Linked DNA regions of Mus musculus: region 2 is linked to region 1. The links are chromatin loops, found by intact Hi-C in ENCODE. Cell type or tissue: left cerebral cortex. All regions are shown on one strand. Links, peaks and the distances in the headings refer to the core of each region. The heading gives the core; the rest is flanking DNA. Region 1 has its middle 1.5 kb from the start of Limch1. Region 2 overlaps Limch1 (LIM and calponin homology domains 1).

The links. Hi-C counts contacts between places; a loop is a spot of excess contacts. Peaks named below come from ENCODE experiments on the same cell type or tissue, not always from the same donor. Only the 100,000 strongest peaks of a DNase experiment are listed, where the experiment ranks them.
Region 2: it touches region 1 in a loop (1.9-fold over the local background); 1 of 42 quality-filtered maps calls a loop at or near these places.

The regions. Positions count from the first base shown.
Region 1 is chr5:66,742,952-66,745,764 of GRCm38, forward strand. No RefSeq gene overlaps it. Among named protein-coding and RNA genes, the nearest start is that of Limch1, 1.5 kb to the right of the region's middle. In left cerebral cortex, for the core only: a CTCF peak has its summit at 1,814; no DNase peak of the experiment used is centred there; H3K4me3 peaks cover 438 bases; H3K27ac peaks cover 409 bases.
Region 2 is chr5:66,978,261-66,981,073 of GRCm38, forward strand. The region is part of intron 8 of Limch1 (LIM and calponin homology domains 1); the gene reads left to right. Among named protein-coding and RNA genes, the nearest start is that of Gm33040, 20 kb to the right of the region's middle. In left cerebral cortex, for the core only: no CTCF peak of the experiment used is centred there; DNase peaks (open chromatin) are centred at 1,432 and 1,755; H3K27ac peaks cover 866 bases.

The sequences.
Region 1 (2,813 bases), core at 280-2,779:
TGGAGTGCATTCCCTTAGCTCTTTGCCGCTAGTGACCCTCTTGAGCTCTGGGTTGGCATATCTTCCCCTCCCTCTGTTTTGGATGGCAGGATGCAAGGGTCAACTGGCCTGTATTTAGCACTAACTAGGGACTAAATGATTCTGTCTTTTTTGTATTTAGTCACCATGATGCTGCTGGATGGCTTGAGGCACTAATGTAAGGTGGTCTGAACAGGGGTGGAAAGGAAGTTGATCATGCTGTTATAGCAGGCCTAGAGAAAGGCTGTCTGAGTCTATGTCCTAGCTTCCTCATGTCCCCGGATTTCTCATATCAATGGGAACAGGACTAGAATAAAGTTTGGGTTGGTTACCTATTTGTATTGCAATGAGACCTATGCTTTGCTCCATTCAAATGCCATATAAGTAGTTTTCAAAGTTTATACACTGTAAGTCATCTGGCTCCCAAACAGAGAACTGTGTTTCAAGCCTGTTTTGGGTTATATCTCTGTGTTATAGTGGCAGAATTCTACCCAAACTGAATTCAGACTATTAACAGATGACAGATTTAGCTATGGTAAATACCTGCCTACCTCTAGTCACCCTCAATGACCTCTTACCAGCAGCCATTCAGAGAGATAGATCCACTGGCTTTGTGTCAATCAAGAACATTGTATTGCATAAAAGTTTCCTCTGAGATTGCAATATTACATCCTGCAGGGAAGCTCTTTAAGCAGGAAGGTAACCAACTCAAAGTAGCTTCAGGAAGTCCCTGAAACTGACCAGATTCACCAGGCCCTGACCTGACAGAGTAAGCAATAAACACTGAGTATCCCCTAAGAAGAGCAGAGCCAAGCAACAAAGAAGACTCTCCAACAAGCTGAGCTGCAAAGAAGAATCAGACCAGACCAGCTGCCTAGAAGAAGCAAGGGCCAGCAGAGCTGCCTGGAAGAAGTTTAGACCAACTGAGGCACCTGGAAAGGGTACTCTTCACCCGTTGAGCTTCCTGCAGGCTGTGCTGTGAGCTCCAGGTTCCCAGCTTTGTGAGCTGTCACCCATGCTGGGGTGAGCTTTAGTGATGCAGTTGTCTTTGAGTCCTTTCTGCGACTGTAAGTAACGTCTCACCCACGTTCCTCTAAGTAACCCAATGAAACTCATTGTTCACCAAGTTGGACTTGTATCTCATCTGCCACAGGATCCATGCCTAGTGTAAGTAGACATGTGGGTTGTGTCTTCCCAGGAAAGGTTTGTCACAACACCCTGAGCTTACTGAGCCACAGATGAAGTGACTGAGCAAAACTAAGGGGTGATAGAAGGAAGTGGGCAAAGGTGGGAAACCAGGGGGGTTTAGCATTCCTGGGCCTGAAGGGAGGAATGGGTCAAGAGGAGACAGGACCCAAGGAAAGAAGACATATGTTGCTTTAGAGTGGTGGTGTCAGTCAATCCTCAGGGAGACACCAGCGTAAATACCCAGTTTCCTTCTCCACTTGTCCCTCCTCCAGGCCTCTCCCAGCATGCTTGCCTCCCAAATGCACTGGTGCAGCCATTTCAAGAGCAACATGAGCAGCTTATTAAAAATCAACTGGCACCTTCTCTCCTCAACACAGGCCATCTCTTACCAGATAGCTCATTCTACAACATCTTTTGATTCCCATGTTTATTGTCTGCTCCCCAGTGTGAATATCGGTATTGTGAATATCTAGAGAAATACATACAGAGAACGGTGTCTCATATAGCTCAAGTTGGCTTGTGCAATGGATGACTTTGAATTTCTGATCTTCTGCTTGCACCTAGTGAGTGCTGGGATTATGAGCTTGTACTTCCAAGGACATGACGCTGGGGACAGAAAGCAGGGTGAGCTGCATGCTGGGTAAGCGTTCTACCAACTGAGCTATATCCCAGTCTAAGTGTACGTATCTTGAAGGCAAGTTCTTAGAATTGTGTCTTGCTGTGATGAAACACCATTATCAAAGCAACGGGGGAGGAAAGGGTATTGGCTTACATTTCCCTATCTCGCTGTTCCTAATCAAAGGAAATTAGGACAGGAATTCAAGCAGGGCAGGAGCTGATGCAGAGGCCATAGAAGGGTGCTGCTTGCTAGCTTGCTCTTCATGGCTTGCACAGCCTACTTTCTTATAGAATCCAGGACCACCAGCCTAGGGATGGTGCCACCCACAATGGGCTAGGCTCTCCCTCGCATTTTCTCAGTTAAGGTTCCCTTGTTTCAGATAATTCTAACATGTGTCAACTTGACATAAAACTAACCAGCACACATTTTAGGAGTTTTTGTTTGTTTGTTTGTTTGTTTGTTTTTGTTTTATCCCTCCCTGCCCCCACCCCACCCCCCATTCCCAATCCGGCAGTCCTAGGTTCCTAGCTTGGTGGTTGGAGAATAATAAGAGCTGAATAAATCCTGTGAATGAGTCAACAGGCTAAGGCCCAGGTAGCTTGCGGGGAGTCCCTCCCCTTTTAACAGAAAGATCTGGCGGTTGCCTTGTGAACACCTTAGAGTGCTGGGTCCGGAGCTGCAGCTCTAGGCCTCAGGTCTGTAGCTGGGAGGGACAGCAGGTGCCAGTCAGTCCTCCAGTTCTGCCGCAGTAGTGCTGTTTCCCCGCCCAGCTTCACCCAAGGTGCAGCTCGACCTGCTACCCAAAGTAGCCGGCCGGAGGCAGGACAAGCGGGGTGGCGGGCCGTGTTCCTCCCACGGTCCTTGCATGAGCCCGGGAAGGACGCCCGGAGCTCCTGGCAGGTTATTTTTAGTTGGGGGAGGGGACGAAGCGGCGGGCCCGGGCGCCACTGGCTGAGGTGGCCACGGTGTCCTCCGGCAGTGCGCGCCG
Region 2 (2,813 bases), core at 11-2,510, 240 kb after region 1:
GTTTCTAGTTCACTCCTAAAAGCACATCCACCATGCCACATACATATGAAACACACACATGGCACATACACATGCACATGCCACATACACATGCACACACATACCACATGAACCTGCCACATGCACATGCCACATACACATGCACACACATACCACATGCACCTGCTACATGCACATGCCACATACACATGCCACATGCACATGCCACCAGCCCAGCATACCTACATTTTGTCACTTAACTTTGTTACAAGGCACAGTAGTCTTGACAGTCATTCTACGTTTACCCACACTTAAGGTTCTGTTTTTAATGTGGCAGAAAGTTGCTTAACTGGAATGAAATGCAAATCATGAAGGAAAAACAAAAACAAACAAAAAGCAAAAAACAAAAACCCAAGGACTCCCCTTGTGTGGAAAGTAAGACTATAAATCACTGAACTACACCAATGTCTCTCAAAGCCTTTGACCCCAAGTCTCTTGTTTGACATCCAGATGGATTCTGGCTGTCATAGTTTTGGACCTAGCTAGAAGATAAAGGGGCAGTGTCTCAATTGGGAAAGACTGTTTGTCCAGGAAGTGCTGTACAAGAAAGGGGCATACACAGTAACGGGAGGGGCCAACCTTTAAAGCCAGGCCACATTTCTGTCTCCTTCCCTGGGATCCCCACATGCCTAGTTGCATTACTTTTAAGCCAATGTGCACACAGAGCAAAGGTACAGGCATGTACACATGATGTTAGAAGCCTATAGGATCCACACTACTTGTGAAAAAATAAATCAGGAGGTTATCTAAGCATCAAGGAACAGAACGTAGGACTTCTCCATAAATGTGTGGCAGTTAATATTTATTAGAGTTTCCATAGAAATTTTTAAAAAGTATATAAACTGCTTTTTGTTCTATTTTATTTTATGACCATGTTAACTTAATTAAGCCTCCCCCATAAGATTCTGCAAAAGAAGCCAGATTTTTTTTTAAAAGAGGGTAAAATAAGAACCAAGATTCACTTCCCCTTAAATTAAAATACCATGGAGATTTGTGTTCTCTTATTTGGTGTTTCCCATTGGAGAAGTGAATTTTGTAACTGGATTCTAGGTTTCACGTGACTGTACTTCTTTCCTAATTATTTGCATGTGTTTCATCACTCACTGATCCTGCTAGTCTGTGGACGTTCCCGACCACGTAGTAATTAATGACAGAGGAGAGACAACTCTCCAGGGGACAATCGACATTTTAGAAATCTTCAGAGGGAGAGCAGATGTAGCCCGGTGCCAGCCACATACTCTTCTGTCCCTCTCTACCAGATGCTGGCTCCCTGCTTCTTTCATCAGATCCCCCAGTCTAGAGACCAGACAGGCATGACCCGGGTGACTCTGGATGTGTCTGCCGTGCCTGGAGACAGGGTAACGGGGAGGTTTCTGATGTTGCCCGTGACGTTCCCAAGAGAACGAACAGGCCTTTCTGGAGAGCCCAGTTTCTTTGAATAGAACCAACTCACTGCCAAGCCAAGCTGGCTACTCATTGCCAAGTAGAAGGGGGTGAAAGGGGATGCCAGCTCTCCCTTAGTATATTTATAGTGTGTGTGTGTGTGTGTGTGTGTGTGTGTGTGTGTGTGTGTGTGTGTGTGTGCTCTTAAGCATGCTGAGGCCAGAGGAGAATATCGTGTGTATTGTATTGGTGCCCCCTGTCTCTGCCCCTCACCCCAGCACTGAGTTAGCGTAGCTCCCACTTAAAGGCAAGTGTATAGTCACTTCCCCTTAAGGCGGCGCGGCACACTTAAAGCCAGGTCCTCTTGCTTGTGCAGCAAGGGCTCAGCTACAGAGCTCACTCCCCAGCTCTCCTCCTCCATTCGTTAGTTTTAACCATGACTCATATGCTTCGAAAAATATAAAGAAACCTTAGACAGGCTAAAACAAACATTTTCTCTGCCCTATCCCATGCACTGGGTCCTTAATCTCTCCTGTCCTTTTTCTTTTCCTTCTTTCCATTTTTTTTTTTAACATGAGGCTGGCAGGGTTGCCAGGTTATAAACTGGCTCTGCATTTCTCTGTAGCCTCAGCAGATCTTGACCTTGTGATCTTCCTGACTCAGCCTCCCAAGTACCCTCAGGTCCCACCAGGGTTCTGCATTTTAAATTACAAATGGGTTATATTCCTTCTAGTAAAACGTGTCCACCCATCAATTGCAACCCTACCAGTAGATGCAAGTCTAAACAGCCTGGCTCTGCTGCTTATGTACACTTAAAGTCATTTAGCTAAGTTCATAAAACTTGAACTAAGAACCTTACTATTCTATGCAAAATGGACACCGTAATTCCTGGTTTGTAGAGTTCTCATGGTCACCAGTCTACATATTAGCTGCTCAGATTTGTGGTTATTGAAAAAAAATAAAAATATACCAGAGTTTAGCAATAGGCTGTTTTTAAGGAATAAGTAACTCAGAATAGAAGTCATTGAAATCTTTTTGGTAAGTGTATACTTGTGACTATTCTTCTACATATCTGCCTTCAATGCATTTTTTACTTCATGGTCAGTAGTGCCAGCCAATAATCTACATCATTTTTCATCTCTCAGAGATGGCCACAAAGCTCTCAATTTAAAGAATTCATACAATGAGCAAGAATTACTCATAGTAACAGTTTTCCGGTTGGAGTAAAGATATTCCAGAGACGGGAATATCTTGAAGTGGCCATTGATAGAGAAACTTTATTCAGCATACATATCTAAATTGAGATCACTTGAAACGAGTCCTGCCACACTGGGCAGCTAGCCTAAAAAGAAACACTTGGGGAATTTGCAGACCAGCTGGGCTTGCAAGAT